2 separate regions of the Homo sapiens genome follow, and region 1 is linked to region 2. The links are chromatin loops, found by intact Hi-C in ENCODE. Cell type or tissue: heart left ventricle. All regions are shown on one strand. Links, peaks and the distances in the headings refer to the core of each region. The heading gives the core; the rest is flanking DNA.

The links. A loop is a pair of places that touch in the nucleus more often than their neighbours do. Peaks named below come from ENCODE experiments on the same cell type or tissue, not always from the same donor. Only the 100,000 strongest peaks of a DNase experiment are listed, where the experiment ranks them.
Region 1: a loop joins it to region 2, with 2.0 times the contacts of the local background. A loop is called at or near these places in 3 of 110 quality-filtered maps.

The regions. Positions count from the first base shown.
Region 1 is chr20:47,948,419-47,964,685 of GRCh38, forward strand. LOC105372637 (a long non-coding RNA gene) reads left to right here and starts at 2,392. Exons shown (of 7, transcript XR_936793.2): 1 at 2,392-2,506; 2 at 3,339-3,427; 3 at 5,283-5,416; 4 at 8,322-8,435; 5 at 8,570-9,245; 6 at 9,603-9,718; 7 at 9,845-10,632. RefSeq lists enhancers at 2,819-3,378, 3,991-4,491. In heart left ventricle, for the core only: no CTCF peak of the experiment used is centred there; no DNase peak of the experiment used is centred there.
Region 2 is chr20:47,788,212-47,804,478 of GRCh38, forward strand. It overlaps LOC124904921 (a long non-coding RNA gene), which reads right to left and starts at 9,038. Exons shown (of 3, transcript XR_007067619.1): 1 at 8,947-9,038; 2 at 8,733-8,829. It overlaps LOC107985401 (a long non-coding RNA gene), which reads left to right and starts at 3,924. Exons shown (of 2, transcript XR_001754648.3): 1 at 3,924-4,241; 2 at 10,246-11,660. RefSeq lists enhancers at 12,016-12,635, 15,283-16,237, 16,238-16,267. In heart left ventricle, for the core only: no CTCF peak of the experiment used is centred there; a DNase peak (open chromatin) is centred at 7,258.

The DNA of each region.
Region 1 (16,267 bases), core at 2,689-10,688, 160 kb after region 2:
AGCTGGGCATGGTGGCGGGTACTTGTAATCCCAGATACTTGGGAGTCGGAGGCAGGAGAATCACTTGAACCTGGGAGGGGCGGAGGTTGCAGTGAGCTGAGATTGTGCCATTGCACTCCAGCCTGGGCAACAAGAGCAAGACTCTGTCTCAAAACAAAAAACCAACATAGTTGCACATGCTCAGTAAGGGGGATCCACGCAAGGGTCTGATAGCATCCACACCCGCTCCAACCGTCTATTAATAGACAGTGGTCAAGGTGGTCCTCCTCTTCAAGTTCAGGTTCAGGTTCCAAGACAGAATGGGTCAGTCTTGTAATGGGGACTGTGAGATTTGCTGGGCTGCTGTAGGATCTGCCAAGGGACATTAGAAGAAAGGCAGGAAACCACACTGGGGTTAGAGTCCCACAGAATTTTATTTCAGCTCTGGCCCTTTCTGGCTGTGAGGTCTTGGGTGAGTGTCTTCTCTCTCTGGATGCATTTCATCACCTAAACATGGGACACCCACACCTGCCCAAGGGATTAGCTCTGGGATCATCCTCTGAAGCCCACCACTGCTGCTGCTGCTTCATGCATTGGCACTAATTTTGAATGCCTTGTTGGATGTTCACATAGGTTAAAAAGCTGCTTGAAATGATCTGAGCCCAGAACTGAAATCCATTTTACATAGAAATAATTTTTATTTTATTTTATTTTTTTTACTGTTTTAAACTGAGTTTTACCACACTGTTCCCATGGTGTAAACTACGGGAAGATTGTACTCTGTTCTTTTCAGGATTTATTCAATGTTGCTCACCTGTTTGAAAAAAATCACCTTACCAATGGCAGAGCCTCTTGTGGTGTCTGAGTTGCCCAGAACAGTACAGCTGTAGTCAGTCCGCATCTGTGACTTCGTTCACTGTGATTCTGCATCCAAGTTCAAGCATCTGATGACATAATTACACGGTCTACCTTAGTAATGCCAGGTGTATTAGTCTTCTCAGGCTGCTATGAAGAAACACCCGAGACTGGGTAATTTATAAAGGAAAGAGGCTTAACTGACTCACAGCTCTGCAGGGCTGGGGATGCCTCAGGAAACTTACAATCAAGGCGGAAGGGGAAGCAGGCTTGTCCTCCTTCACATGGTGGCAGCAAGGAGAAGTGCAGAGTGAAGTGGGGGAAAAGCCCCTTATAAAACCATCAGATTATCCTGAGAACTCATTTACTGTCACGAGAAAAGTATGGAGGTAACCACCCCCGTGATTCAGTGACCTCCCCCCAGTTCCCTTCCATGACACGTGGATATTATGGGAGCTACAGTTCAACGTGAGATTTAGGTGGGGACACAGCCAAACCATATCACTAGGGCACTTACATGTTGAACTATGTTTTGTTTTATTATAAATTCCTTTCTTTTTCTCTTTATATCCCTCTGGGGAAATTACATTGTTTAAGAAAATGCCTGTAGCTAGGTTATATTTTCTATGAATTTCATTTCAGTTGAGTAAAGGGAAAGTGATAAAGTATTTGTGTTAAAAGCCTGGCATTGACTCTGACAGAGTCGAGAATCACACATCTACAAAGAATTAGCAACATCTTCTCTTTCCATAGGAAACCCATAGCCTCACTGAGAGACACCTTGGAGCTCTTTGTTAGTTTGAGCCACATTTTACAAGGAAGGACTCTTTTCTGTCCTCTCCCAACTGCTATCCTTTGCTAGGACTCCTTAAGAGGGAGTATTTTCCCTCTTAAGGAGTCTGCTGGGGACCTGTGTAATCATTTAGCCCACATCCTGGGCCATGTCAGCTCTCCTGGAATTGTCCCTACTAGCGTTGAGTGTGGCTGTCTTACTCCCCTTTGCTGGAGGAACAGACCTGGACTTCTGCCAAACTGAGGTCCCTGCCTGGTGAGTAAGTAATTTGTTTCCTCCATAGGAGATGGAGCGACAATCAAGAAACAAACAAACACATTTTTTTTTTAAAAGGCATAAAAGCTTAGTCATGCAAATCAAGGCAGAGGAGAGAGGGTAAAGAAAATGGCCTTATTCATATTCTGCAACTTCAGCACGCCCTGGCCCATGGGCCGATTTCTATTAAAACACTCAGCCTAGAGCAGCCAACACTCCGGCTCATTAATAAAGGTTTGTCCCAAGTGGAGTAAACACCACCCGTTCCCAGGACACCCAGAAGCAGAAAATTAACCAGAGGTGAACTGGGTCATTAGCTGCTGCACAATATGGGTCATCCTAGATTAATTTAGTTCCCTTCAACTGGAGGCTCAAAGAGAGTGACCGGTTCTCATAGCGGGGAACAGTGACTTAGCAGCGTGTTGAGGTCTCTTGGATACCAGGCCAGGAGCTGCCATTATGATTCATGGCGCCTCTGACATCACTCAGTGGTTTTGTGATGCAAAGTTCACATGTCTGAGCACACATAAGGGACTCTGTGAATATGTGTGTATTTGTTGTGTGCATGCCCGCAGAATGGGATACAGAGACTCACTCTATTCATCAGGGATTTGTTTTAATCAGGTATGGTAAGACCCCCAGACACAGAAAGTACTGTCATCCGGGAAGACATTCATTACATTCTAGGTCCCGAGAAACGGGAGACATGGCATGCTCTGCGGGGCCGCACGGGGAACCCTGGGAACCCGGGAACCGTGCTCTGCGGTCCGCACGGGGAACCCGGGAACCGTGCTCTGCAGGGCCACATGGGGAACACTGGGAACCCGGGAACTGTGCTCTGCGGGGCCACACGGGGAACCTAGGAACCCGGGAACACGGGAACCGTGCTCTGCAGGGCCACATGGGGAACCTGGGGAACCGTGCTCTGCAGGGCCACACGGGGAACCCGGGGAACCGTGCTCTGCAGGGCCACACGGGGAACCCGGGGAACCGTGCTCTGCAGGGCCACACGGGGAACCTGGGAACCCGGGAACCGTGCTCTGCAGGGCCACATGGGGAACCCTGGGAACCCGGGAACCGTGCTTTGCAGGACCACATGGGGAACCCGGGAACCCGGGAACCGTGCTCTGCAGGGCCACATGGGGAACCCTGGGAACCCGGGAACCGTGCTCTGCAGGGCCACATGGGGAACGCTTCCTTTCAAGAGGAAGAGGGAGGAAGTGAGACATGAGCAAGAGACTTTATTGAGGAATGAATGGATAGGCAGTCACCAGGCTCAGGGTTGTGAGTGTGAGTCACTTCAGCAGGCTCTGGGACATAGGGGCTGTTCCTAGTTGTCTGGTACCTGGCCCTGGAGAGGGAGAGCCCAATAAAAGAGGTGGTTGGGGCGTGTGGGCTCTTGATTTGTTTTTCATTTGCAAGACATGCTCCAGATGAGTTGTTTCCTGTCTCTTAGGAATTGGCAGGCATGGGAAGAGCACGCTGTCCAGGGTCGGCAAGGCCTGGAAATGTCAGAGCATCAGAATACTGAAAATAAAAGACATGGTCAGTACTCATACATAGACATGACACACACATATACACACATACGCAGACTCACACATGTCAACAGCTGAATGAAAAATGTCTTTCATTCCTGGAAGCAGGAGTCATATCACTTTCTCCAAAGCATGTCTTTTTCTATGCAATGGTGTGCTTTAGGTGCAAGAACACTCGAGAAGCGGCAAAGATAAAGTTAAACAAATCCAAGTGTTATAATTCTGCATTATGCATATGTTTTGACTTTTCATCTTTTATTCAGAGAGTAAGATAACCAAATAGAGTAAAGGAAGCCCAGCCAACCAGCTCAGTTTCATGTGGGCAGAACCAGCAGGAAATTGAAAGGGGAGAGAAGCCCCTTGCCAAAGCCGCCTCCACTTGCACTGGGAAGCCCACCACAGGCCACCACCTGGGCTGGGAGATTTGTCAGCAGGCGTTGGCCTGTGACAGTCACACTTCCTGCTCCTCAGTCTGAGATGCCCCAACCAGATGGCGGAGGCCCGATGGGGAAGGAGCAGCCTCCACGGAGGCCCGCCTGGTTTTCCAGCCTTGGACTTGCAGCCGGGACATGAGGGCTCCCTCCTACTCTCCCACCCCTCCTGCTGGTGAAGCAAGCCCCTCCTACTCAGAAGGGAGCTTTCTCTGCCCTGGAAGATGCTTGGAAACTTGGCTTCCAGACGTGCAGGCGCCAGGGGCCTGTCCACTCCTCCTCCCCCTTCTCCTGGACTCACTGACCTTCCTTCTGTGCCACAAACAGCCAGGTTCATTCCCAACCCAGGGACCCTGTGTGACTGACCATTCTCCTCCTGGATGCTGTCCCCAGCCCTGTGCATGGCTGCCCCTTCTCACCTTTCAGGGCTCTGCCAGGTGCCACCTCCTGGGTGAGCACTTCCCTGGCCACCCTGTCCCCAGGAGCCCTCTCCACCAAGGCACTTCCTAGCATCTCACCCCATTTCCTCTTCTCAAGATCCCTCATCACCATCTGAAATGAATTTGAGCATGTGTTGACTTGGGGAACATATCTCCCCCTCCTTACCTGTGTGTGAGCTCCAAGGAAAATCAGTGTCCGACCTGACTTACGAACCTGTGTCCCCAGAGCCTACAGCGATACCCAGCCCAGAGGTGCTGGCTGCACATGATGCTGATGACTCCTAGGGTGAGCCTGGCATCTGAGTCCTGGGTTCAAGTCCTGATTCAGCTGTTCCCAGGCACCTGACTTTGGGAGAGATGCCTCCTCTCTGGGTCAAGTTTTTTTCCTTTGTGGCATGAACCTATATTCCAATATCCATCAGTCACGACTGCTGGGGCTCAAAGACCAAGGTGACATATGTCAAGGTGCTTGGCCAACTCAGAGAGTTGTGCAAAGAGAAATGACCACGTTAAGTTGCTGGCCCACGCCTGGGTAGAAGTCAGGGAATGGGCTAAGGAAGAGCATGGTGATGGCCCGCCTGGCGGAAGTCTGCAGTGTGTGGGTGTGTGTGTGCGGATGTGTTTGTGCATGCGTGTTATTAATGTTGTTTAATTGCCATTCAGGCTCCATAAATAGTAGCTAATTCTTCCTATGTGCCGAGTATATACACTCACTTAATTCTTGCAACAGCCCTGAGTGGTAGGCACTGCTGTTACCACATCATCCCCATTCTGCAAATAAGGGAACTGAGGCAAGGGAGAAGAAATGACACAATCTCCTGGACCCTCTTGATGCCATTGTGGACAACAGGCCGCCTGAACTCACGTTTCCAGGCTCTACTTGGCCATTTCTGTGACTCTAATTTCCCCAGTCAAAGCTTAAATTCATCACGCTGGTGTCCCTTGAGGATAAAAAAGTGATTAATTTTCTGCAGCTCACTTCTCTTTCTAGGTTAAATCTATTTTGGTGGCGAGGCTGGGGACACTGGGAATATGATACTGATCAATCTAGAATGTGTGGAGGAGTGGACAGCAGTTTTTAATCAGACAAGACCTTCAACCCCGGCACAGACCATCAATTGGCAGGTTCTCCTGGGACATGGACGTGGTGCATGGGGCTGCGTTCACCTGTGGTGGGGACATGTCAACTCGTTCTGGGGTTTCAGGGCTCCACTTGAACAGAACCAGTTCTCGTGACACTGTAGGCAGAAGAGAGCAGCACATGTCACATGGGGCTGGGGCTGAGGTCTTCTGAACACCCTGAAGGGGCATCTCTGGGTTTCACCTACCTGGATAGTTTCTCTCTGTTTTCCTAGTTCTTAGCGGGCTTCCCTTGTGGGAAACAACCTTCCTCCACTATGGTTTTTTTTTGTTTTTTGTTTTTTGTTTTTGAGACAGGGTCTTACTCTGTCACCCAGGCTGGAGTGCAGTGGCTAGATCAGGGCTCACTGTAGCCTCGACCTCCCAGGATCAAGCGATCCTCCCACCCCAGCCTCCCTAGTAACTGGGATTACAAGTGTGCACCACCATGCCCAGCTAATTTGGGTTTCGCCATGTTACCCAGGCTGGTCTCAAACTCCTGGGCTCAAACAACTCACCCACCTCTGCCTCCCAAAGTGCTGGGATTACAGGCATGAGTCACTGTGCCTGGTGCCCCCTTCCCCAACTCTTAATCCCCCAACTCCCCAGCTCCAAGATTGGCAAGTGACCCAGACCCAGCCAATCAAACATACTCTGTGATGGCATCAGGAGGTGGGTTCGTGAGCCCAGCTTGTCTGATCTGAGTCAGTCCCTGGACCTCTGCTGGGGAATTGGGGAAGAGGCTTCTCTTTTCTACTGACCTTGCTGGGCTGATGGGAGGATCAGGATCTGCTGGGGCATCTTTGCCACCTCATGAGAACTGTGTGACCCAGAAGGGAGCCCACCCAGGAGGACGCCAGCCTGAGAAATGGAAGAGAACCCTTCCTGATGATGTCATTTTGCACCAAGATCCAGCTGTGCCTGTAGTCAAATACTGCCGGGACATTAAGTTTCTGGAGTGAAGATATTCATGTTTTCACTCATTTAAGTTTGAGTGGGTATTCTGTCCTTTGTGATCAAGAGTGCTGCCTGATAGAGGTTGCAGTGAGCCGAGATCGTGCCACTGCACTCCACTCCAGCCTGGCGACAGAGAGAGTCTCTGTCTCAAAAAAAAAAAAAAAGTGCTGCCCGATAGATGACAGTTCCCCCTTTTTGTCTCAGTGACTTTTAGAGCTTTTGGAGGTCTCCTGTTGGGGGCCCTAGGCTGTAGGGAGGAGATTCATATTTGTCCTGTATTCTTGGGAAACCTTTGAGCTAAGATTGGACTGAAATGGCCTCAGGTGCTCTAATCAAATTGAGACCTGGTCCAATCCCTGTGGGCCCCTAAACCAAAGGTGAATAAGGTGCCTGCCTAGCAGGAGGTTGTGACCTCCAGGCTGATGGTGGGGTGAGAGCTGGGAGTCTGGATGGAGCAGATGTAGGCAGACAACAGGATGAGATTTGAAGGCCACAGCTAAGAATGACATTGAAGATCAAGACCTGTGCTGTCCTCCATGGCAGTCACTGGGCACCTGGGGTTATTTCAGTTTATATCAATGAAAACTAAATAGCTTTAAAAATTCAGTTCCTCAGTCACGCTAGCCACATTTTGAGTGCTCCATAGTCACATGTGGCTAGCGGCTGCTATATTGGACAGTGCAGACACAGAATATTTTCACCATGTGCAGAAAGTTGTACTCAACAACACGAGACAGACATATAAGGTTTTGAGTCCAGAAAACATCAAGTTGGAGAGAGGCAGTAGCAAGAAAAAAAGAGCAACAATAAGGGGGACTGTGACCAAGAGGTCCCCACTCATTCATTCCATCCTTCCTTCATTCATCTCTTCACCTCACATTGATTGAGCTCCTATCAGGCACCCTCTATGACTGCAGGCTCCAGGGAAACACAAGAGAATTACACAGATGTAGCCTCAGACCACACAGAGCTCACATTTAGTCTGAGGAGTCAGACCCTAAGGGAGGTAAATAAGTCACTAAACAAGACAATTCCAGAAAATAATAAATGCCAACATGAAAAGAGAGCAGGTAATAGGACACAGCGTCTTTGGTGGGAGGATCAGGCCTCAAGTTTGGGGAGACGTGTCATCTTTGGGCAGCTAAAAACTACAGGGCTCAGAAAACCTCAGACATACAGAAAGGAGAGGAATGCACTGCTCTATAGCCCACTCCCTGGAAGGCTGGGAAGCCCTGGTCCAGGGAAAGCACAGGGTTCTAGGAATTGGGAACGGGACCCAACCACAAGGACAGGAAGTGGACAGGGGCCTCCAGGAAGCAGAGAAGAAACGAAGCACAGAAGTGGCCATGGGGCCATCATGGAGTCTGTTTCACGGACAGAAACACAAAGGGGCTGTTAGGAACAGCCACCTCTGGCCAGCCCCGCCTGTGATTGTGACCTGACAACTCGTGGTTTGTGAAGGTTGTTTGTTTCAGAGGCATTTCGCCTCTCTGCTTTTGGAACCTCCACGAGTGGACTTTTGTCTTGGGGCTCACAGTATTTTACCCCCTTCAGGGAGGTGGCTGGTTGTAGTTTAGCAAAACAGCCACTGACATCGCTGCTCCTTCAGCCTCTGCAGACAGAGCTGCAAGATCCTCGAGGCCTTTTTAATCCCCAGAAACAAGGTTCGCAGGAGGCCAGAGCCTTTGGTGGTGGGGAGCGGAGTCAGCAGGGGGAGGGGAGAGGCCCTTCGGAGAGACTGAGCCGCCAGGCCATCGAGGGAACCTGGGCCAGGGATGAGGCACTTCAGCCCTCGGAGCAGCTGCGACAGCAGAGTCTGACCTCCCAGCAAGGGGCTCTGGCTGCGGGTTTGTTTTCTTTGAGCAAAATCTCAGAAACAAAGATGCCTGTGATGACCTCTGCACGTAGGAACTTTCCATTTCTGCATTACGCAGGGCATATGTGTGTCATTTAGGTGTTAAAACAGACCAAAATGTGTTCTCCCGCCCAGAAGCAAGCAAAGCCAACCCCAGCTGCAGTTCCCTGACAGTCCAGTGAATTCAGCCAAAGGAAATGGCCCCACATGGAGGTGGGTGAGGCCCAGGGAGGACGACTGTGGTGGGAAACTCAGCAGGCGGAAATGTTCTCTTGGTTTCTGGGCGGGCTGGAGGTTTCCCAAGGGCCGGTGAAGTTTCAGCCCTAATAGCTGCAGGATTCTCTCAGGGCAAGTGACAGAAGACCTGATGACTCCGGTGGCTCAGCGGAGAGTGCATTAATAGGCTTGACCACTTCTGCTCGATCTTCAGGCAAGCTGGGTCTGACCCCTGGACACTGTCCCCTGGAGCCCCTGGCCTCCACGTGTCCACCCACTGCCATGGTCATGGCTCCTCAGCAGGAGGAGGCCCAGCAGCCTCCAGGTGCCCCTGCCTGGTGCTAGCTGCCCACCGAAGCTCTAGCCTCACACTCTCAGGTTCAAATCCAGCGACAAGAGCGGATCCCACAAAGGCCACGAGAGTCACCCTAAACGGTCAGCTTAGGTCCTTCGTTCACTGAGCCCATCGCTGTCCAGGGCAAGTGGTGCTGGCTGGGCTAGGTCCAGCTCCCGTGTCCACCCTGGGACCTGAGGTTCAGGGTCAGCTCACCCTAGACACATGGATCGAGTGGGGAGGGTGAATCCTCAAATGCTAATCAGGTTCTGTTGTACAGAAGGGGAAGCGGAGGCAGGAGGATGCAGCAAGACCTGTTCCCTCCTCTAACGGCACTCATAGGACAGCCCAGCCACACATTCAAAGAATCTTGAAGGAATAGGATGGTTGGTATGGTTGGTGTGGAAGAAGGTTCATAAATTCTGGATTTAGCTTTGTGGGATTCAGCTGACCTGAAATTTATACCTGTGCAGGTAGGTGGTTGCTGGGTAGGGTGACCACTACTGTCTCTCTCCATCACCCAGGGCTGTTTTCAGCTCAAAGCCACAGAAGCCCAGGCATGGTGGCATCTCCGGGGGAAGTTGCCTTATTCCAGATTCACAGGTCCGGGGCGAAGGGGCCAGGCAGGGCAGGTGTGGGGCGGCAGGATATCGCCCTGGGCCTGGCTCCTTCTGCCTTTCTGCCACCATCTTCAGCGGTGCCATTACCTCGAGGCCTTCTGTGGTTGCTGGAGCTGCCACGCTCGGCCTCCTGTCTGCCTCCAGATGGGAGAGGAGGAAGGAGGAGGTGAGAGCAGGAAAGAGCTTACATAAAAGACCACATTTTCCCAGAATCCCCAGCAGCTGCCTGTTCTCCCCCTCCACTGGGCTAGAGCTGTGTCACACAGGCTGAGCGGCCAGGAAGCTGGGCACCATCCAGGGAGTGTGTGATCGTCGGGGTCCTGTTGGTAAGAAAAGGGCATGTGGGTAGACATCTGGAGTGCCTGTCATGGTCCAATTAACTGGCTAAAGGGATTGTGGGTGTGCAGCTGTTTTCAATCAAAAGTACGTAATTCACATCTTCCCAAACACAGATTCCTGCTTTTGAGTAATGAAGGTGACCAAACCACATGACCCTGTCTGCAAAGATTCCACCTGGACTCCCAGTTCCTCCAAGGAACCGTCATGTGGTTCAAATCCAATGAAATTCTCTAAATCTCCACCCTCCTCAGGGTGCAGAGTTGGCTGCTTCTCTGTGCCCCCTGCTGATCACGGCAACCCCTGGGTGCCTCGGCCTGCGAAGCCCCAGCTGTCCTCCGTCTGCAGACAAGCCGAGGTATGAAAGCCTCCTCGCTGGCCCAGGAGCCTGTCATTGTCCTCCAGCAGCTCTAGCCTGGATGCGGTCCCAGAGATAAATCATATCTCTTTAAAAAGCCACAGTGGCCCATTATTTCTGCTTGAAAATACCCCTGGCTCTCTGCTGGTGAGCTGGTTGACAGGCCCCGGCTGTTGTGCTCAGTGCTGCAAAGAGTCACGTCAGTCTGTCGACTTGTGTAGTGAGCAAGCTGGTAGCTTCAGATGGTATGCACATGAAATCCCGTCCTGGCATCCAGGACTTGGCTGGGGGTTGCAGAGAGAACCACATCTGCAAAAGAGTTGGTATTTTACAGTCCCAGCCTCACGTCCTTGTGAAATGCCCTGTTCATACTGGGCTACAGGGGCGGGAGCAAAAATGATACAATGACAATTCCTGGGCTGTGTTCTGCAATATTCTACAACACTTCCACAAGAAAACTCCAATCTTTAAAAATAGACTGAGCACAATTAAACAATCACTATAGATATTTCTTTTCTTTTTTTTTTTTTTGAGATGGAGTCTCACTCTGTCGCCCAGGCTGGAGTGCAGTGGCGCGATCTCTGCTCACTGCAAGCTCCGCCTCCCGGGTTCACGCCATTCTCCTGCCTCAGCCACCCGAGTAGCTGGGACTACAGGCGCCCACCACCACGCCCGGCTAATTTTTTTGTATTTTTAGTAGAGACGGGGTTTCACTGTGTTAGCCAGGATGGTCTCGATCTCCTGACCTCATGATCCACCCGCCTCGGCCTCCCAAAGTGCTGGGATTACAGGCGTGAGCCGCCGCGCCCGGCCCACTATAGATATTTCAACCAGAGGAATATAGTGAATCATGATCTACCCATCACCCAGGTTCAACAGCTCTCAGGGTTTGCCCCCTTCCTTCCAGCTCTTTCCCCTCTTTCTGCCAAATTATTTTAAAGCAAATCCCAGACCTCAAGTGGACATTTTCTAACAAAGTTGCAATATCCTAAACATCTCCGATGTTCAAATTCCCCCAGGTGTTGCTCAGATATTTTTTTCTGGTTGCTTTTCCAGAAATTCAACAAGGACCACACGGCATTTGGTTGTTAAGTTTCTAACTTCTCTTTGGTTGACAGTGATCCCCTCTCCTTCATTTTACTTTTAATGCCACTGCTTGTTGAATTCCTGGGAGCAGTTGCTCTGTGGGATGCCCCACATCCAGGATTTGTCAGTCTGCTGCCTCATGGTGTCATTTCAATTCCTTCTGCAGATGGATGCCGCTGGACATCCTTGCCAAGGTGTGTCAGTTTCAATTAAACCCAGAATGGGGTGTTGGAGCTCAAAGGAGCCATTGTCAAGCCATTGCCTGAGCAAAGGAAGGTGTTTTTTTTTTTTTTTCTTCCTGTCGCCCAGGCTGGAGTGCAGTGGTATGATCTCGGCTCACTGCAACCTCTGCCTCCTGGGTTCAAGCAATTCTCCTGCCTCAGCCTTTTGAGTAGCTGGGATTACAGGCATGTGCCACCATGCTCAGCTAATTTTTGTATTTTTTTAGTAGAGATGGGGTTTCACCATGTTGGTCAGGCTGGTCTCAAACTCCTGACCTCGTGATTTGCCTGCCGTGGCCTCCCAAAGTGCTGGGATTGCAGGTGTGAGCCACCGTGCCTGGCCTGTGTTTTAAGATGATTTCCTGGATTCTTGTTGAACTACCAAGGCAGGTGTTTGCTCCCAGGCTTCACCATCAAATTCCCTAACGGCTGTGTTCTGGGTTGAGTCACTTTAATGAGCTGCCCTGCCGTTCCCAGGTGAGATGTCAATTAGAATTTGCAATCCCAATACCAGGGCCACGTTCTCACCACCTGAAGAAACCCTAACAGTCGAGACAGAATGAATGAAGGACAGATCAATGGGCTGGGTCTGTACAAGCACACCCATAGGGCAACCCAAGGGCACGTTATTTTGGTCTGAGTTATCTCCTGAGTCATGGACATGAGTCTGGGAAGGTCAAGGTTCGCCTGTTATCGTTATGGAAAGACACTGACCTTATGTGCTGGGCTGTGCCGTGGGCGCCTTCTTATTACATCCTCAGAACAGCCTCAGGATGGCTCATGATTCCCTCAATCACAGATGAGGACCTGAGGCTCAGGAAAGATACATTTGCATCTTGTAGGTCTGGGTTCAGCCTGGACCCACGGTTTCCATGCTTGCCCTGACCCTTCATTCCCTCCATTCCCTCCCAGCAGCCAGTCAGTGGCTGTCCAGACATGTGCACCAGCTGTGCTGCACCTCCACCATAAAAACTCCTCCAATCACTTCCCACTGCTCCCCATGTGAACCCCAAGGGGGCTCACCCTGTCCCAGGAGGTTCTGCCTGATCCACACCCCCCACCCCTTCCTGCATCCCTGCAACCTGCTCTCCCTACGTCCTCAGTCCTGGCGTCCTCTCTGTTCCCTGGACTTGTCCAGCCCAGTCCTACCTCCAGGCCTTGGCACCTGCTGTGCCCTTGACCTGGCGTGATCTCCTGATGGCCGTTACTGGGCTGGAAACTTCTCAGTGCTCAGCTTGAGCTCAAAGCCCACCTCTTCAGAGAGGCTGTCCCCATCCACTGTGGCCTTTCTTCCCTTTGCTCTTTCAATTCCCAGTTTATTTCCTGTAGAGCAGTTTCACCCTCTTCACCAATCTTGTTTATTTCCTTGTTTATTGTGCCTCCTTTACCAGAACGTTCACCCTCTGAGGGCCTGGGCCAGGTCTGTCTGTTCACAGCTCTAGTGCTCAGAGAAGTCACTGCATAAATAAACAAATACTTTGCTCAGAAAATTGTGGATATGTAAATGAAATAGGTCTGAATAAATGAATTAAATACAAAGCATATGTGAGTCATCTTTCCCAAGTAGTCATATCATAATGTTAACAACAACAACAAAACAAGGAATGGGGGGAGAATAGAATGCCTGCCTGGGGGAAGCTGGGCTGTGTCCCTGGACTTCCATTCCAGCAGGAAGAAGTGAAAACAGACTCCAAGGATTTCCACCGGACAGTGGCATGGCCGGACACTGTTTCTATGTCTGGTCAATGGAGCAGTGCCCCATGTTATGGCTGGCACGGTGCTGCCTGCCCTCCTGGGGGCATGACGACCACGTACTGGCCCTCAGGACACGGGAAACTTTGGCTGTTTATTCTATTTATTTATTTATTTGTTTATTTATTTATTTTTGAGATAGAGTTTCACTCACTCTTTTGCCCAGGCTGGAATGCAGTGGCGTGATCTCAGCTCACCACAACCTCCAGTTCCTGGGTTCAAGTGATTCTCATGGTGCAGACTTCCAAGTAGCTGGGATTACAGGCCTGCACCACCACACCTGGCTAATTTTTGTGTTTTTAGTAGAGATGGGGTTTCACCATGTTGCTTAGACTGGTCTCAAACTCCTGGCCTCAAGTGATCCTCCTGCCTCGGCCTCCCAAAGTGCTGGGATTACAGGCATGAGCCACCGCGCCTGCCCCCCTTGCCTGTTTATCTCCTTTATTATTAAATTCCAAAGAGCTTTGGATGAATCTCTGTTTTTTAATTCTCTGTCTATCCCAGAGGATGTTTTCAGGCCTGATGGAGTCACTGAGGGACCCTGATGAGGGCTCTGAGTATCCCTGGATGGGAAGGAGACCTCTTCATCCCCAGGCACAGGGAGGCCAGCCTGTGCAGTATTTTCCTCTCCTGCATTTCAATCCAGCTAAAGGCATCCTTCACTTCCTGCTTCACTTCAGGGGTCCCCATCTCTGAAGCCAGATTCACCTGAGGCAGCTTCTTCCTTGTGACCTGACATCGCTTTTATGATGTTTTTATTCCAGAACCACCTGAGAGAGGAAAGAGAACTGGTTATAAAAAGGAACTGCTTCTCTTAATGACTCTTAAACTCCAGAGCGACCTGCCCAAGGGCAGGGAGCAGTGGGGCCCGGGGGGGTTTCTGAAAGCAGGGGCCATCCATCACCTGGCCCCGCCTCTGGCTATGTGCTGCCTTCTGCAGACCTCATCACTGCTGTGCTCTGTGGCATTTAATCAATGGCCTTTCTAGGGGTTCTGAGTGATGCTGTCTCTTGTCAGATGAGAATCCACCTGCAGCTGCCTCTGGAAGGAGTGTTCCAAAAGAGGGGGGTCCCAGCTTCTCCCTCTGCTGGGAGGGGGGAGGTCACAGGAGATGCTTTGGCCCCTGGGCAGCCCTTGGGGTTCCTGAAACTCCACAGGGGCAGTGACAACATGGAACATGCTGCGGACCAGGCTCCTCCAGGCTCAGCCCCAGAGGTGGGACAGAAGAGATGCCCAGAGCTCTGGGCCCCTGTGAGACCCAGCTCCCTTGTCCGCTTACAGCCGTGGCTCTGCCATCACCTACCTGGAACCTGGCAGCCTGTTCTCATCTCCCCTCTATCCCTGGTCATGTCAGCAGCCAAGAGGCCCAGGACCCAAGTCCTCCCTCATCCCCACTCCAATCTCCCCCAGCTCTGAGGCATGAGGAACCCCCCAACTCTTCCTGATCCCCTTGCCCCCCTCCTACTCCCTGAGCCTGGGGTCCCCTTACTATCCTCCCTCCCTTCTTTTCCCCACAGCATGGCTACCCTTGCACACGCTCGGTTTCTTGCTCATTTATTTATCTGAGTTCTAGAACGCATGCTCTGGGCAGCAAGAGCTTTTGTCTGCAGATTTTTATCTCATGTAAAACAGGCCATGGCTCTGGAGAGGGAGAAGTGCCATGGCTGGCCACTGGAGAAGTGGCTCAGGGCCAGAGGCACCTGCGTTGGGGGAACAGTGAAGGCTGTGGGGACGGGAGACCAGAGCTCAAGTGCTGCCTGCCTTTAACTTTCTGGACAGGCCATGGGAGAGGCTAGGCGGGGCTCCGTTTCCAAGTGTGGCGAGGAAGTCACTTGTCACCAGGGTTCCCTGCAATTGAGCTGCCCATTAATGCATAAGGATGTCAGCTCCTGCAAGCCTGTGAAATAAGTGCCAGGCCAGGGCTTTGAACTCCTGAGCAGCAAGGTGATTTGTATGTGCAGAGACCACTCACGAGGAGGCCCTTCAATACAAGTGTCCCCCTATAATCCGGGTTTCTCTCCAGTTTCAGTTCCTGAGCAGGTAAGCCAATTTCAAAATAATTTTTCCATAAGGTGATTATGAGGCATCGGTGCCATGGAGGTGTGGCTGACACCTCTGCCCTGGTTGCATCCTGCATCCCTGAAGCTCTGTGCTGTGACTCAGTGAGGTAATTGTCTCTGTACCCCCATCACTACCCAGTGGATGCAGCCAGGGGCATGGTTTTCTCCCTTAGTTTACAATGAGATTAAAGGGGACGTTCAACACTCCTGACTTTAAAGAGACAGATATATGCTTTTCTTTTTCTTTTTTTCCTTTTTTCTCTTTTCCTGTTCCTCCTTCTTCCCTGTCTCTGGAAATCTCTACATAAAAGGGTGCTCACTAAGGTGCTATTTTCTTTTTCTTTTTCTTTTTTCTTTTCTTCTTCTTTTTTTTTTTTTTTGAAACAGAGTTTCACTCTTGTTGCCCAGGCTAGAGTGTAATGGTGCAAACTTGGCTCACTGCAACTTCCGCCTCCCGGATTCAAGAGAGTCTCCTGCCTCAGTAAGGTGCTATTTTCTAACAGCAAAATGCTGGGAACGATCAAGATGGGGAAATGGGAGAAGAAAGCACGATATAATGATTCAGTAGACTATTACACAGACATTCAGAATAGCTCCATGTAGACCAGGAAGTAGTATGAACTCAAGTGAAAACTGTAAAACAGCATGAAATGCATTTTGTTAAGTAAGAAATAGTATAATGTGATAAGAGGTACACCAATCAGGAGGCTAAGTTGAGGCCCTGCTGTGCACCTAACGGCAAGGACGTGCTTGAAGACAATGCTTCTCACACGTTAATGTGCTCACAAACCACCTGGGGGGTTTGTTAAAATTGAGATTTCTATTCAGTAGGACCTGGATGGGCCCTGAAATTCCGTAATTTTTAGCAATCATCTAGGTGATGGCTGCTGGTTTGCAGACCACACTTCAAGAAGCAAGACCTTAATAATATATTTTGACTTTGAACCTTCATAATAATCCTTAAAACTGAGTAAAACTGGTTCAGAGAAGGTCAATGACCTCCCCAGATAGTGGCCTCTCAGGTAAGTGACACTGTCATGTGAGTGACGTCCTCAGGTGAGT
Region 2 (16,267 bases), core at 2,472-10,471:
TGGTGGTGCTTCTGGGGCCTGGGGTGGTGGAGGGAGGCCCAGGAATGGGATCTGCCTCCCTCCTACTTTTTATGTTGGGTTCTGGAGAATATTTCAGGGGTGGGGAAATTTCCACGGCAAAAAAAGTCTAAAAAAAACCCCACTGCATTACCACACTGTGCCCTTAGGTCCTCGAGTTCCTGAACATGGCTCTCCCATACCCATAAGGATCCTGCCCACAATGTTTCACTCCATCCTTCTCTGCTCGTCAGGTAACCCCAGTCAGAGAGGGGATGCTTACAATCCCTTCTTCTGGGGCTGTGGGCCTGGCGGACACGTGGCATTTGCTTATCTTTTTGGATATGTTGTTTCCATTGTTGCTGGACATTACCAAACATGGTAACGTCTATGTTGGCCCCTTATCCTTCCTTAAGTAGACGGGGACAGATCTTGTGTGTGCATGCATGTGTACCTGTGTGTCCGAGCATGTATGTGTGTGTTCATTGTAGGCAGGTGCTATGGGTCATGCGTTTTAGTCTGGACTTACTGGCTCAGACACCCATGAGGTCAGAGGGTCTGCAAAGCTCCTCTGGCCGTGTTTCTTCCCCATAATTCCCAGCAAACTCCCTGGTCCTCTGGGTTCAAGGCCTCAGCCTGTTTTCCAGGTCCTTCCAGGCCGGTGGGGACCGCAGGCCCCGTTACGGAGCTTGGAGCTCAGTGTCTGCCTGGGATACATGAGGGGCCCCGAGGGCTCACATGTCCCCCAGCCTGGGAAGTCACTCAGCCGGGCCTCGGTGGGGCTCAGCAGAATCCTGGGCACCCCCACGGCCTCCTGATACTCCAGCCCCTGCCGCCTCCACCCACACGGAGACAGCTTTTCTCCTCCCACATCCCTCATCCCCCATGACATCTCTTGGTATGATCCTGACCATCCTAGCTGGACAATCAAGCTTTTCAAGCTCCTCATGCCGCCCCATTCTCCCCAGCATTGTTGATTTAACCTCAGGGGGACCTTTCTCTTGACGCCTCCATGCCTCGTTTCTTCCCTCTGCAGATTCTTTGGCAGCCCTTTTGTGCAGAACAGCCATCCGGTTCTATCTCCCTTGCAAGGCCGGAGTTGCTGTTTTATTCCCTTGACTCATATATAACAATAAAAAAAATCATTCTTGCTATGTGTTTCTTTATCTCCATCAAGTGGTTGAAACTCAATCTGATTGTCCGAGCACTTCTGGCTGGATTTGGGTTGGAGTCGATGGGATTTTATGAGGGTTGTAAAAGTCAAGCTTTTAACATGTCTCAAACAAATTGGCGTGTAAAGGAGAAACGTTAGAAGAAGGAACATGGCTGCAGACGGGAGGCTTGGGAATGCTAGCCGTAGTACTGGGGCACAGGTGGCTTTAATAATGCACACAAGTTTGGCTGTAAGTTGCTTCTACAAGAGCAGAAGAGGCTGCAGAACCACTCTCAGGAGGTTGAGATCAAACTTCTCGGCTCCTGAGTGCACACAGTTTTGCATGGCTTTTAAAATACAGATTCCAGGATCATCCATAACAATATAAACCTGTGGTTAATTCTGCTGAATTTTCATTTAGACCCAAGCTGTGTTGTCAGTAGAAATGCAATTGCGTTAGAGAAAAACTGTTTATATTTCTTGAGATACTGTGATAATGAAAAACAGTACCATAAACCCCCATTAAGTAAGAAGAACATTAATTGTATTTCATGCTGCCTCCCTGGGCCAGCACGCTGACACAGACATGCTTTACTTCAGCAAAACACGGCTAATCTTTGCAGCACGGTACCCATTTTCCCCTTTAATTATACATAATTGTATAGTCTAATTTATTCTAACGCCTGACGCCGAAAAGTGCACATTTATGAATCAAGGGTTAGTTTGGGAGGGAGGAGAATTATAAACGGGTATAATTGCAGTCTCCTGGGGGCTGCTTATGAGTGATTTCAAAGAATGATGATGTTTATTCTGAATTCTTACCAGTGAAAGACAGTAGGGCTGCCTCCAGTTAAGATACTGTTCTAAGAACGCAGATAACAGGACAATTTGTCTAGTTGCTTACCACACTAGTGGTTTTCCTTTGGATAAGCAGGCAAGAAAGATTAAAGATGTGGGTTCCACATATTTTGTGATGTGATGAAATCCAGGCACACAGACAGCATCAGCAAATGTGCAATTGAATATTAAAATGAGTAATGTGGCCCCAGGCAGCACAGCTGCAGATCTCTGTGGACAAGGGAGAGTGCTTGGAACTCTGTTGGATGATAGTTTTCTCAGGGGGAAAAGCAGGATCCATTTGACCATTAGTGCAATTCACTTTAGGGCTCTCTCTGGAACAGTGCATCTAGTTTTGCAATCGTATTTCAGAAAAATCACCTTTAAGCTTTGATCATAATTAATTAATCAATTATGATGAATGTTGATGGTGATTTAGTAAAAGTGGAATGATGACTTAGGGCCCCCCCAGGGCTGAGGTTTCTAACGAACCTAGGCTCTGCCTCCACTGTCTGGCCCCTCCTTGGCTGATCTTCCCGGGCCTCAGTTTCATCTTAAGAATGAGGATAATATCGAGGACATTGCTGGCTGTCATGTGGATTAAGTGAGATTGATAAAGGTAAAACGCACACACAACGCCTGGCTGGAAGGTACACAATGAGTGTTCACTAAATCAGAATTGGAAACATGCTGTCTTGTGCTCCTGAGAGAGATACTCCTTCATGGTCTGCAAAGCCAGACTTTGAAATCCAGGGCAGTTGAGGCAATGATGCCAAAGGAAACCAGATCACGCCACTCTTCAGCCTAAAATCTCCTCCTCTTAGATGGAGACGCGATCCTGCTCCTGCCTGGCACTCCAACATCTTTCGCTGCTGTCTTGCTTCCATTTTTATTATGACAATTTCACATGGAAAAGTTGAAAGAATAGTACAGTGGACACACTTATACTCTCCACCTAGAATCAACAGTTGCTAATATTTTGCCATGTGTGCTTTATAAGTTGCAGAAACATTTGAGAGGTGGTTGCAGACATGATGACACATTACCCCTCAGGACTTGGGCAGGCATCTCCTAAGAATCAGTTGTTTTCCCAGGTGACCTCCCTATTATTATCACACCAAAGGAAAGGAACAGTAATTCCGTAATCACTCCCTTGCTCACAGAGACACAAAGGTATCTTTCACTTTGTTCCTCAAGCCTTTTCCTGCCTCAGGGCCTTTGCACTTTCTGTGGCCTCTCCCTGGCATCTCTCTCCCCAGATTGTGCTCCAAAAACTCTTTCTCATTACTTGGGTTTCAGCATAATGTCACCCCTTGGGAGAGTTTGTCCCTGTCTGTTTCACCTAAAAATGCTTCCCAATCACTCTATCCTCCCTCCCCATTTTAGCGTCTTCCTATGACATACCACTATCTGAAATTCTGGTTTTATTTTCTGTCTGTGACTGCGGTCTATGTCCCCCTCCCCACTCCCCACCCACACTACCTGCAGGAGAGCAGGGGCCGTGGCCATTTGTTCACTGTTGTAGCTGCAGTGCCCAGAACACTGTCTTGCATGGAGTAGACACTCGACAGATATTTGTTAAATGAAGGAATGAATATCCCATATGTGATGTTTTCAAACAGAAGAGGTGGTAAAATGGAGGGACTGGACCCTAGTTTTTAGAGATAAATCCACACAGCTTCAATCCCAGTGCTACCACGCACCAACTGTGTGTTACTGTGGGCCTGTGTTCCTTAAACTCACCTGCCAAATAGGGACAATGACAATCATCTCTCCACCTTCTAGGACTGTTGCGAGTTATTAATGAGCTTATATACCAAGAGCGTAGAACAGAATCTGGCATCTAACGCCAACCTTTCATAAGCACTTACGATTAATGTTGAATAGGCTGGCCAGAGGCCCATGATTTTAAGCACCACTGGCTGTTCACAGGCTCACACAGAAACTGTCTCCAAGCACAATGCCCCTGGGAGAACTTCTTGGAAGTGCTGATGCTGCCCTGTGTGAGACCAGCTAGGTCAACATTTGCCTGGAAAAAGCTCTGGTTGTTTACAGCAGGCATCTGGGCTGATGAGTCAGGGCCTGTGGTTAGACATTTTGATTCTCACCCCTGAGACCAGCCCTTGGAAGCTCACACAGGAGCCGAGGCAGGGAACCTGGAGAGAAGAGGACAAACAGAGACTTCCCTCTGCTAAATGAGAGTGAATCCGCTGGCAAAGGTCTGACTCTGCGGATTCCCTCCCACTCCACTCTGGTAGGTAGACTCTGTTGTGAATTTTACCTTATTACTGGCCTGTACTTTTTTTTTCTTTTTGGCAAGGTCTTGCTCTGTTGCCCGGGCTGGAGTGTAGTGGTGCAATCATGGCTCACTGCAGCCTCGACCTTCTGGGCTCAGATGATCCTCTCACGTCAGCCTCCTGAGTTTCTGGGACCACAGGTGCATGCCACCACGCCTGGCTATTTTTTTGATTTTTTTGTAGAGATGAGGTCTCACTACGTTGCCCAGGCTGGTCTCGAACTCCTGGGCTCAAGCAGTCCTTCTGCCTTGGCCTCCCAAAGTACTGGGATTATAGGCATGAGCCACCATACCCAGCAGCCTGTACATTTTTAAAAAGAGAATATTTGGTACTGGATGTCCATATGCAGGGGCATGTAGGTAAAGATGCTTTTCAGCTAAAGCTGCAATAAAAAAAAAATGAGTTAGGACTGGGCGTGGTGGCTCACGCCTATAATCCCAGCACTTTGGGAGGCCGAGGTGGGCAGATTGTCTGGGGTCAGGAGTTCAAGACCAGCTTGGCCAACATGGCCAACATGATGAAACCCCATCTCTACTAAAAATACAAAATTAGCTGGGTGTGGTGGCACATGCCTGTGGTCCCAGGTACTCGGGAAGCTGAGGCACGAGAATTGCTTGAACCCGGGAGTCAGAGGTTGCAGTGAGCTGAGATCGCACCACTACACTCCAGTTAGGAAACTAACAGAAGTCTTGGAAATTTTGACGATAAAAATTGCATTTAACTGGAAATAAATAAGGTAGTCTACCCAGGAAAGTGTGTATGTAATATAGGTAATGGGATGACCGGCTTTAATGCAGTTGACTCAGCTAGCATTTCTACTGTACTGGGTGGAACGGTGTCCCCCCGCCCCAATTCATGCCAATCCAGAAACTCAGAATGTGACCTTATGTGGAATTGGGGACCTTGCAGCTGCAGATAGTTAAGATGAGGGTGTAATACTTAGATTAGGGTGGACCCTAATCCAATGATTGGTATCCTTCTAAGAAGAGAAAGTGGGGGCCAGGCATGGTCGCTCATGCCTGTAAACCCAACACTTGGGAGACCAAGATGGGTGGATCACTTGAGGTCAGGAGTTTGAGACCAGCCTGGCCAACATGGTGAAATCCCACCTCTATTAAAAATATAAAAAGTAGCTGGGCTTGGTGGTGTGCACCTGTAATCCCAGCTACTAGGGAGGCTGAGGCAGGAGAATCACTTGAATCCAGGAGGCAGAGATTGCAGTGAGCCAAGATTGCGCCATTGCACTCCAGCTTGGGTGACAGAACGGGACTCTCTCACAAAAAAAAAAAAAAAAAAAAAAGAGACAGAGAGAGTGGGGACGTAGAGATACAGGGAAGAAGTTCATGTGAAGGAGGAGACAGAGATCAGAGTGATGCTTCTGGCAGCCACCAGCAGCTGGAAAGACCCTCCCTGGAGCCTTTGGAGGAGTGTGGCCCTGCTGGCACCTTGATTTTGGACTTCTGGCCTCCGGAACTATGAGAGAGTCAATTACTGCTGTTCTGAGTCACCCAGTTCATGGTTATTGTTATAACTGCTCTAGGAAATGGATATGCCCATCAATGAGTTGGGGCGGCGGGGGGGGCGGGGGGTCACTCCTCTTCTCCCAGGGTGAATGAGTGATGGTGACAGTGGAAAGAGATGTCCCCACGGTGACACCAGAGCAGGAATCTCAGCCCAGGCCCCAAATCAGAGATTCTGATTTAATGGTTCAGTGATAGATCCAGGCCTGGGTATTTTTTTTTTTAAAAACAAGTTTATTGAGGTATAATTTGCATACCATAAAATTCACCCATCTTAAGTGTACCATTGAATGATTTTTAAATGTCCCAAGTTGTGCAACCATTACTGTCATCTGGTTTTGGAACATTTTCAGCATCCCAGTTCCATCCCTTACGGGCATGGGTGGTTTTCAAAGCTGCCTAGGTGGCTCCAGCCTGCGCCAGGGCTGAGAACTCCCGCTCCCTGGGGAGTCCTGGGGGAAAAGGAGAGTGGTATAAGGTTTCCCCAGAGGTGCTCAGGACTAGTTGACCCTGAAATAAATGTGTAGGTAACTTCAAAACATGCCAGTAGGCATCCACAGAAGCAGTTTTGGTTGCGGTGGTGGGGAGAGGGTGGGAGGCCGGCTGCCGAGGTGCATGAAAGCCCATCTGGGCTGTGGACAGTGTCTGGGGAGGGGGTGACGAGGGAGGTGCTGGTCCCATTTCCACCTGGCTGGAGAGAGCACTGTGTCCACTCCCCAGTGCATACATCCTATCTGCCCTGGAAGTTAGGGTGGGGGGATGGGAGATGGGAACTGGGGTTGCTAGCAGGGAGTCAGTGGGTGTGAGGAGGCCCAGCCTGGCCCCTGCATGGCCCAGAGTCAGGTATGTGAGGCTCACTGTTCCAGAGGAGTGAAGCACCACCCCCAAGAACACATAGTAAGGCTAACACAGGGGAGAAGAGGACCCAGGGCTTTGACTCTTTTATTTATTTATTTATTTTTGAGATGGAGTCTTGCTCTGTCGCCCAGGGTGGAGTGCAGGGGTGTGATCTCGGCTCCCTGCAACCTCCGACTTCCTGGTTCAAGCAATTCTGCCTCAGCCTCCCAAGTAGCTGGGATTACAGGCACACGCCACCACGCCCAGCTAATTTTTGTATTTTTAGTAGAGATGGGGTTTCGCCATGTTGGCCAGGCTGGTCTCAAACTCCTGACCTCAAGTGATCTGCCCACCTCGGCCTCCCAAAGTACTGGGGTTACAGGCGTGAGCCACCGCCCCCGGCCTCTACTCTTGTTCCACCTTGGCGCAGCTCCCTGAGCCCTGTACAACCCTGGACAGAGGCTGGGGCCAGCTTGGTCCTGATCAGCACCCAGGGCCGGTCTCTGCTGGGCTCCTGCTGGAGCATTTCCTTGCCTGCCTTCCAGCAAGACCTTGCCTTGCCACGTGAGTCTGACCTGAGCAGTGTCTTCTGTCCGTCACAGCCTGGTCCTCTGCCAGGACTTGATGGAATCGCTGCCCACTTGGCACCCAGGTCTGTCCTCACCCTGCGATGGCTCTTGGGTGACTCATCAATTTGTGCTTATATCCGGTCGTCTGTGGCTCTGGCAGGTCCTGGTACCCACAAGGGCTGGGCTGCCAACCAGGCTTGCAGCAGAGGCCTCTGGGGTGAGCCTGGCTTATCCTAGTCGGTTCCCCTTCACCTCAGAGCGAGTGATTTATGAGTATCACAGCTACTGCTGATTGAATATTCACTGCACATATATGGGACGTCAGCTCTGAGTAGCAGATCCTTGTCGGTAAACGGACTCCCAGATCTCCCCCAGCCTTGGATCCTTTCAGGACCACTGCGTGGATCACATGTGAGTGTGAATGTAGAACAGAAGGATAAGGCATTTTCTTCTTCATTAATCATATTCCATGCTAGCAACCTTCCAGAAGTTTCCCCTGTGGCTAAGGAATATGTAACAGGTACTGGCTGTTTGCAGCTGCATTCACTCAGGGTCATAAGGCATCACACGCCTGGCTATTGGAGTTCTCAGCCGGTGGTGTCTGTTTAGGCGATTAGTGAATTAAGGGCTTGTTTCTTTGACTTCAACAAGGGACCACATCCCAGTGGGCAACTAACAGACACTATTTGGGATGGATGGCCACAGGCTCTCTGTGTCAGCGGTGAAGACCCCCAAACAGGCATTGTTCTTGGGTTATCCACAGGCTGAGTTCTGACCCTGCAGTGTCACTGCAGAGCAGGGAGCCAGCCTCCCCGGGAGGACAGGCTGACAGGGAAGACACCTGAGCTGCTTTGTAGGGGAGCTGCTGTCCTGGTAGAGAAGGGGCTGCTTTGTGTTTTGTGTTTTTTTTTTTTTTGTTGTTGTTGTTTTTTTTTTTTTTTTTTTTTTTTTTTGAGTCTTGCTTTGTCGCCCGGGCTGGAGTGCAGTGGTGCGATCTCGGCTGACTGCAACCTCCGCCTCCTGGGTTCAAGTGATTCTCCTGCCTCAGCCTCCTGAGTAGCTGGGATTACAGGCGCCTGCCACCACGCCCAGCTAATTTTTTGTATTTTTAGTAGAGATGGGGTTTCACCCCGTTGGCCAGGCTGGTCTCAAACTCCTGACCTCGTGATTTGCCCACCTCGGCCTCCCAAAGTGCTGGGATTACAGGTATGAGCCACTGTGCCCAGCCTGCTTTGTGTTTTGGAGGCTGCCTGCATGGGTTCCAGGAGGGTGTTTTGATCAAGGTGACTTGAGGGTGCAGCAGCCTTGGACATCTTTGGTGACATGTTCATTTATCCACTCATTTGAAAAATCTGTTTAAAGTTGCCACCAAGTCACAGTAACTGTATCAAGACCCCAAGGCCCAAAAAGGTGACTTTCGTGACCCCTTGCTCCCAGGGGGCCTAGAGTCTAGTGAGCAAAAAAGATACAAGTGAGCTCCACAGAGTTTGTGACAGAAAGTCTTGTATTTTCCACCACCTACCTCCTTTTTCCCTTTGATTGGTTTGGGTGGTCACGTACCCAGCTCAAGATCACTGAAGCCAGTGGTCCTCGAAGTGTTGTCCCTGGACTGGCAGCATCTGCATCACCGGGGAACTTGTTAGAAATGCCAAATCTTGGGCCCCATCCCAGTCCCACTGAATCGGAAACTCTGTGGGTGGGGCCCAGCCATCCCTGCTTTAACTAGCACCGCTTACCCTGCGCCAGTCATATGCGTGGGCACTTGACTGCTTCTTGCCAATGAGATGTCAGGAAGTATTTGCTGGGTTTTGGGGAAGTCACTTTCTTCCTGTTAAAAAGGCCAGAATCTTGGAAGGAGGGGGCCTGCCTCATGCCCCCTTCCTGCTGCTCTATGTGTGGTCCTGAGCGCACATATGCATGGCATTGAAGAGTCAACGTATGGCCAGGAAGGGCAATGTCACTGTCACCAATCGGCTGAGCCTGACTGAGCAGAAAAGACCAGCCCAGGGAGTTCTTATTAACAAGACAGCAAATGCTTTCATAACATTGCTACTTGTAGCCAAGAGCACCCCCAACTGATCCAAGTTCATGAGGTTGATAATGATGTAGGTATGACCAGAACATCTCCCTGGCTTATTATGATGTTGCATAAGTCCTTTTCTTGCTCTGTATCTTTGTGACATCTGTAGTTCAAAAACCTTGGCCAGACCAACTTACACCCTTTACGATGGCTACTGTCAAAAACCAGAAAATCACAAGTGTTGGTGAGGCTATGGGGAAATTAGAACTCTTGTACACTGTTGGTGGGAACGTAAAACCTTTGGGTGCAGCCACTGTGGAAAACAATATGGCAGTTCCTCAAAAAATTGAACATAGAATCACCATATGATCCAGCCATCCCGCTTCTAGGTATGTACCCCGAAGAACTGAAAAACAGGGACTTGAAGAGAGATTTGTCTCCCATGCTCATAGCAGCGTTATTCACAATAGCCAAAAGGTGAAAGCAACTCAAGTGTCTATAAATGAATGTTTAAGATGGTAAATTTTATGTTTGTATATTGTATCATAACTCAACATTTTTTTCCATGTCCATAGAAATGAAATAATAAACTTCTTTAAAATTAAACTTTTTTTTTTTTTTAAGAAACATGGCTGGGCCTGGTGGCTCACACCTGTAATCCCAGCACTTTGGGAGGAGGCCAAGGCCGGTGGATCACTTGAGCTCAGGAGTTTGAGCATGGGCAACATGGCAAAACCCTGTCTCTGCCAAAAGCAAAACAAAACCATAGGTTAACTGGGTATGGGTGCACGTGCCTGTAGTTCCAGCCACTTGGGAGGCTGAGCTGGGAGGATCGCTTGAGCCCAGGAGGTCAAGGCTGCAGTGAGCCATGATTGTGCCACTGTGCTCCAGCCTGGGCGACAGAGTGAGACCCTGTCTCAAAAGATAAACAAGTAAATAAAAATAAAAAAAGAAAAAAGAAACATACATACACGACTCTTAAAATCCACACCCTTTCCCTCATTTATGTCTGCAGGGCGATGGTCACTGTTGTTCTTGCCTCTCCTCTGAGTTCCGGTCTCATTTATCCAACAGACATCTTGACATCTCCACCTGGATGTTTTGAAGGCAACTCAAGCCAGTGTGCCTGGGTCTGAACTCCTGACCTTCCTTCCCAAACCTGCTCCTCCTGCTGTGTTTGCCTTTGGAGTGACTGCCACTTCTATCCATTATAAGTCAGAAATCACCTCCTCCTCAATCTCCTTCCCTGGCTTAATCCATTTCAAATTCCTTGTGATTGTCCTTCCTAAATACCTGCCAAGGGCGGCCACCCCTCCAGTCACCTCTGACAACTGCAGTGGTACCCGACCCAGCTCCCTGTGCAGACCAGGGCACCGCCCACATCCACGTTTCACGACAGGAGCCAGAGTGAGCTTTTCCAACTGCAGATCTGATTGATTTCATTCTAGTTTCACTGTCAGCAATCAATGCCATATGAAAATATTTCACAGAAAAATCCAACCCCTCCCATTATAAATTGCCATGCAGGCTTCTTCTGGGTTGATTTCTCATCTAGTTATAAGGGCCAAGCTGTCTTCTGGGTCTCTTTGGACTGAGTCTCTCAGGTTTGGGGTCTGACCTTGAGGGTGGGTGGGACAGATGTCACTGATGGTTGATGCCTTAGTTTGGGTTGTCCCAGGTGCAGATTCCGAGACAAGAATTTGAGAGCAAGTAGTTTATTTGAGAGGTGACCTCAGGAAGCTCTGGCAGGGCTTTAGGAAGCGCAACAGGAAAGGGAGGAGGCCAATTCAGGGCGTAGTATTCAGCCAGCTGGTGCAGAGGACAGCTGGAGTTCAGTCCCATGGAGAAATCACACACAATAGAGGAATCCCAGGAGCGAGGGACAGGCGGTATTTATACACCAACTCCTATGAGTTATTACTTGGGGGTTGTTGGAGGTGAGTGTTAATCCCCTGGCACCTCCCACCTGCCACAGGTGTGGGTAGAGTGGACTGCTGAGGTCATGGACAAAAGCCTGCAGGCAAAAAGAAGAAGATATTGGCAGTTAGAAGTGGCTCTGAGCCTGCTGGAGGGTTCCAGGGCTATGTGGAGGGCACGAACAGCATCTGCTCCCCTGGGGATGATGACAGGTGACACTGGGTGACTCAGATCTTCTTGCCATAACATGGAGACACATGGTTAGAAAGCCAGTCCATTGTCTCAAGGAGAAGAGTCCCAGTTTGGTGCTAATAATCTTAACACCTTTCCAACACTGTTCATCTCCATCTGGAACCAAGAAAGAGCCAGCCTTGGGCCTAGTGTCTTTGGTAGGCCGTCGTATGTACCTACCTGCAATTGATGATGTTGCTTTGGTTTCTACTTAATGTTTTCCAATAAACTTAAGCATATAAAGTTTGCTGTTGAAATAAATTTATATAGTTAAAAAATAAATTGATCTTTAAAGTGTTCAATGCCATCCCAGGCTGCCCTCCATGAGACAGGTGGCAGGCAATGCCTAAATCAAGGGGACATAGTGCACGCTCTGCCATGGGCATCTCAGGCCTCTGCCCTCTGGGTTCCAGCCCCTCTCTAACCTGGTTCTCACTTCTCCCTGTCCACTCTATCCACCAAAGCCGCCTTCTCGCTCCCACTAAGTACGTTCTTGGCTCTGGCTTTGTTCCCACCCCACCCCTCTTCCCTCCTTTCTTTTCAATGTCCTGCTCATGCTCGGAGGCCTGACTCCAACACCACCCCCCCCACCCCACCTGAGTCCCCGACCACCCCCTGCAACACACTCCCAGTGGGAGCTGAGGGCTTCCTGCTGGGGCCACCCCCACTCCAGGATTATTTCATGCTGGTGCTCTGCTATTGACTGTTGACAGGTGGGTCCCCCACCAGCCCCGGTGCTTTGTGGGAACAGAGTCCTGGCCCTCTCTGAGCCTGGCCTGGTGCTGTCTCAGAAGAGCCCATGGTCTGTGCTGAGCCAGTGCAAGAGCAGAGTGGACCGCAGCTTCCTCCTCCACGGCACTCCCGAAGCCCCTCGGGTGACTCCGGCCAACCAGGTGTTCCAGCAGAGAGAAGGAGGATTATGGGTGTGACTGTGGCCCTTGTCCTTCCACGGCTCAGGCCGCACTGTGGGAGCTGGTCGCCTTTTAGCCTTTTAGCACTGGTCCATCCGTTTCTTTCCATTGCCCCGTGGAGTCTGTGGCCTTTTCTCCGGGTTCTGACTGAGACCAGAGTCCAGCCTGCCTGGGGGCAGTTGTACACTGCCTTGAGTGCCTGGTGACAGGGTGACAGCACTGCCAGCGTCTCTGGGTTGGGTTTGGGGAGGCACCAGAGGCCTGAGCAGACGGCTGGGGTTGGTTATGGCTGCTGGGAAGGGCACAAAGCCAGGAGTGGGTGGGGCAGGGAGACCATGAGGAGCCTGTGCAGCCCGTTTTGTCTCAGCAGAGGGGCGAGTCCCAGTAGCTTCCCCGGGCCAGGGCGTCAGCTGAGTCCTGGCAGTGCAGGCAGCCCCCAAGCTGGGCATCTGGGCAGCAGGGAGGGGGGGGAGCTTCAGGGAGGACGCGGTGGGTAGCACGTGTCTCAGGGGACACGTGTGCGTGTGAGAGGGTGACAGTGTGTGTATATGTGCGCCTATGAATGTGTATGTGACTGTGTGCGTGAGAGTGAGGGTGTATGTGAGTCTGTACATGTGTGAATGTGTGTATGTGTGTATGTGAGTGTATGAGCCTGTGTGTATGTATGCATGTGTGTGTGAATGTATGTGTGAGTGTAGGTGTGTTGGGGCCTGTGTGCGTGTATGTGTGCGTGAATGTGTGTAAGTGTAGGTGTATGTGAACCTGTGTATGTGTGTGAGCCTGTATATGTGAGCATGAGCCTGTGTGTATGTGTGTGTGTGTATGAGTCTGTGTGTGTATGTGTGAGACTGTATGAGTGTGTGAGCCTGTGTGTAAGAATGTATGTATGTGTGTGTGAGAGTGTGTATGTTGGGCGTGAGAGTGTGCGCATGTGTGGGAGACAGAGTGTCTGGAGGAGGCAGACAGTGGGATATGGGAGCAGAGAGAGCAAGGCGACCTCCAAGGAGAAACGGTGTCTGGGCGACCCTGAGAGCCTGAGATGTGGCCTGGGGGTTACCATGGACGGAAGGGAAGTAGGGGGGTCAGGACGACTCACGCTCTGGTCCTTGTCACTAAAAGTCAGAGCAGCTGAAACTCACCAAGCATCACTCACATCAGACACTGGTCTAAGCACCTTACATGCATTCTCTATATTTTTATTTAACAAATACTTACATCGAGCTTGCCGTGTGGAGGCACTGCTCTAGTTGATTTACAAAACGAAACAAGAAGCGTCGAAAACACATCGAATCAACAAAACACCATCGTGAATTCTCGCAACTGCCCTGTGTGGGAGGCACTGCCGCTACCTCCATCTGCAGAGGGGTAGGGGAGCCTGGGAGCTGGTGGGCGGAGGGCCGGGTGGGGTGGAACTGGCATCTGCCTCCAGGGCTGGGCTCCTCCCATTGCTGATGCCTGGGTTTCACTGTGCTCGTAAAAGCCACGGGTCAATTATGCTTATTACCTGTTCTGCAGGTGAGAAAACGAGGCACACAGGGGTGAGCAATTCGCTCAGCTTGAAAGTGGTAGAACCAGGACCCAGCCCAGGCCATGGCTCGGGACCCACTCTGTAATCACTCACTGGGGGCCCCGCAGTAATGAGCTCTTTGAAGAAAGGTGAGTCACTGACCTTGGCTGTGCCTCAGTTTCTTCATTTGCCAAGTGGGGCTCTGCTGCCCCTGCCTCTGCCCTGCTGACTTGCAAGAAGAGTGAACGAATGGAATTGGATGAAGGCTTCCGGAAACTTCCATCAGGAAAGCGCCCTGGCCTGGGAGAAAGCCGGTCCTGGCCGGCTTTGCCTGCAATGCCCTCAGTGGCCAGTCACGTCCCCTCCTTGGCCTGCAGGTTCCTCACTGGAGCGGGGGTGGCCCGAGATGAACCCTCAGATGCACCAAGCCCCACACCTTGATTGTCCAGCTCTGTCCTGATGGACAGGGGAGCTGCCTGCGGTGACTGTCCAGGAACTGGGTGTCTGGAGACGGGCAGACCCAACCATTTGAGGCTCGTTCTAGGAAGTGTGTTCAGTGTGGCCAAGCTTGGTGACTCTGGGGCTTCTGGAATGGTTCCCATGCCAGAGAATTACAAAAAGATCCTTTGTACTGAGAAGAGAAAGTACAACTTATTCTCTTAGGGACACCTTCCTGGAGGGACACCAGACAAGAAGTCCAGGCCCTGGAATCAGATGCCCTGGGCCAGGCAGCTTCTGTCTCCCCGAGTTCTCTGCGGAGGCAGCACTCTCAGAAGATTCCACGGTTTAATCACACTCCAGCTCTTTTCAGAGCACCTTCTACGTGCCAGGCATGCTCTAGGCACCAGCGATGCAACTGTGGATGAAAAAGACCAAGGCCCTGTTCTCGGGGAGCTGGCGGGGTGGGAGGGGCAGTGAAAAACAAGTACAGCCTGCCCCCGCAAGTACAGTCACATAGACATATGTGTGTATGTGTGCACATATACTTGAAATATCAAGTGGCTGGAGGGTTTACTTTAGACTGGGGGATGTGGAAGTCCTCTCTGAGATGCGCCCCCTTTGATCAGAGGCCTGAAGGAATTAAATGAGTCTTCCATGTGCACATCCAGGGGAGGAAGTTTCCAGGCAGATGGACCCGCATGTGCAAAGGCCCTGTGGTGGAGTGTGCTGGGGGTGTTCTAGGAGGGTCAGCATGGAGGGAACAAGGAGAAGAGCTCGAGCTGAGGTTATGGAGGGCCTCATGGGTCATGGCAAAGACATCTGGGTCATATTCTGAGATAGATGGGGTGGGGTTTGGCACAGAGGACTTTATGTATTTTGCCTTAATATTTTAAAAGGATCCCTCTGGCTGCCTGTGAGCATGGATTGTGCAGGATCAATGCAGGGAGTCGATGTAGGGAGACCAGCAAGGAGGTGATTGCCACAGTCAAGAAGGGATGATGGACGCCCAGGCCTCCGTATTCGGAGCGGTGTGGCCAGGCGATAGCATGGTAGCCATCATCACAAGCTAAAGCCAGCAGGTTTGGTAGATGGTTGGGATATGGAGGAATAAGAGAAAGAGAAGGGTTATGCTGACTCTAAGATTTGGCCTAATCGCCAGAAGGTTGTAGGTGCCTTTTTTTTTTTTTTTTTAAATGGGAGTGACCGGCTTGGAGGGAAGATAAGGGGCATCAGAAACCTGCACAAACCTGCAGGAGTGTGCACTGTGTGACCCTGATGCCCAAAGGTGACCCTGGGGCCAAGCAGTGTCTCCACCCTTAGTCTCTGGGGCCCCTGCCCACCTGCAGAAGGGACCCTAAACACTAACCTTTGATTTAAATCCAAAACATTCTTCCCTAACGTAAAGTTGCCCAGGGCAGTATTGGTTTCTCTTTTAAAGACGCCACCTGGATTCTATTCTAATGGTGGGGGTGCATATCTAGAAAGGATGGGCAGCCCCTGCGGGGAAAGAATGAATGGGGCCAGGTGCAGTGGCTCACACCTGTAATCCCAGCACTTTGGGAGGCCGAGGTGGGTGGATCACTTGAGGTCAAGAGTTCGAGACCAGCCTGGCCAACATGGTGAAACCCTGTCTCTACTAAAAAAATACAAAAATTAGCTGGGTGTGGTGGCACGCGCCCATAGTCCCAGATACTTGGGAGGCTGAGGCATGAGATTTGCTTGAACCTGGGAGTCAGAGGTTGCCGTTGTGGTAGGAGTTATTAAGAAATTATTTTAGGCAGATAGAAAGGAAAAGGGGTCCTTGGGAAGTTTTCGTTTGTTAAAGCATCTCCGGAAGTTTCTGTAAAGCCCGGGCTCTTAGAGCCAGGCGGGCAACCTTTGATATGCAAATGCCAGCCATTAGAAACTGGGTCGCGAGCCTTCTTGCCCTTTCCCGACCTGTTCCTGGCAACATGGCCGCCCCCACATATCCCCACGTGTGTAGAACATTGTGGCGCCCTGTATTTGCATATTAAAAGACTAGGGTGGGA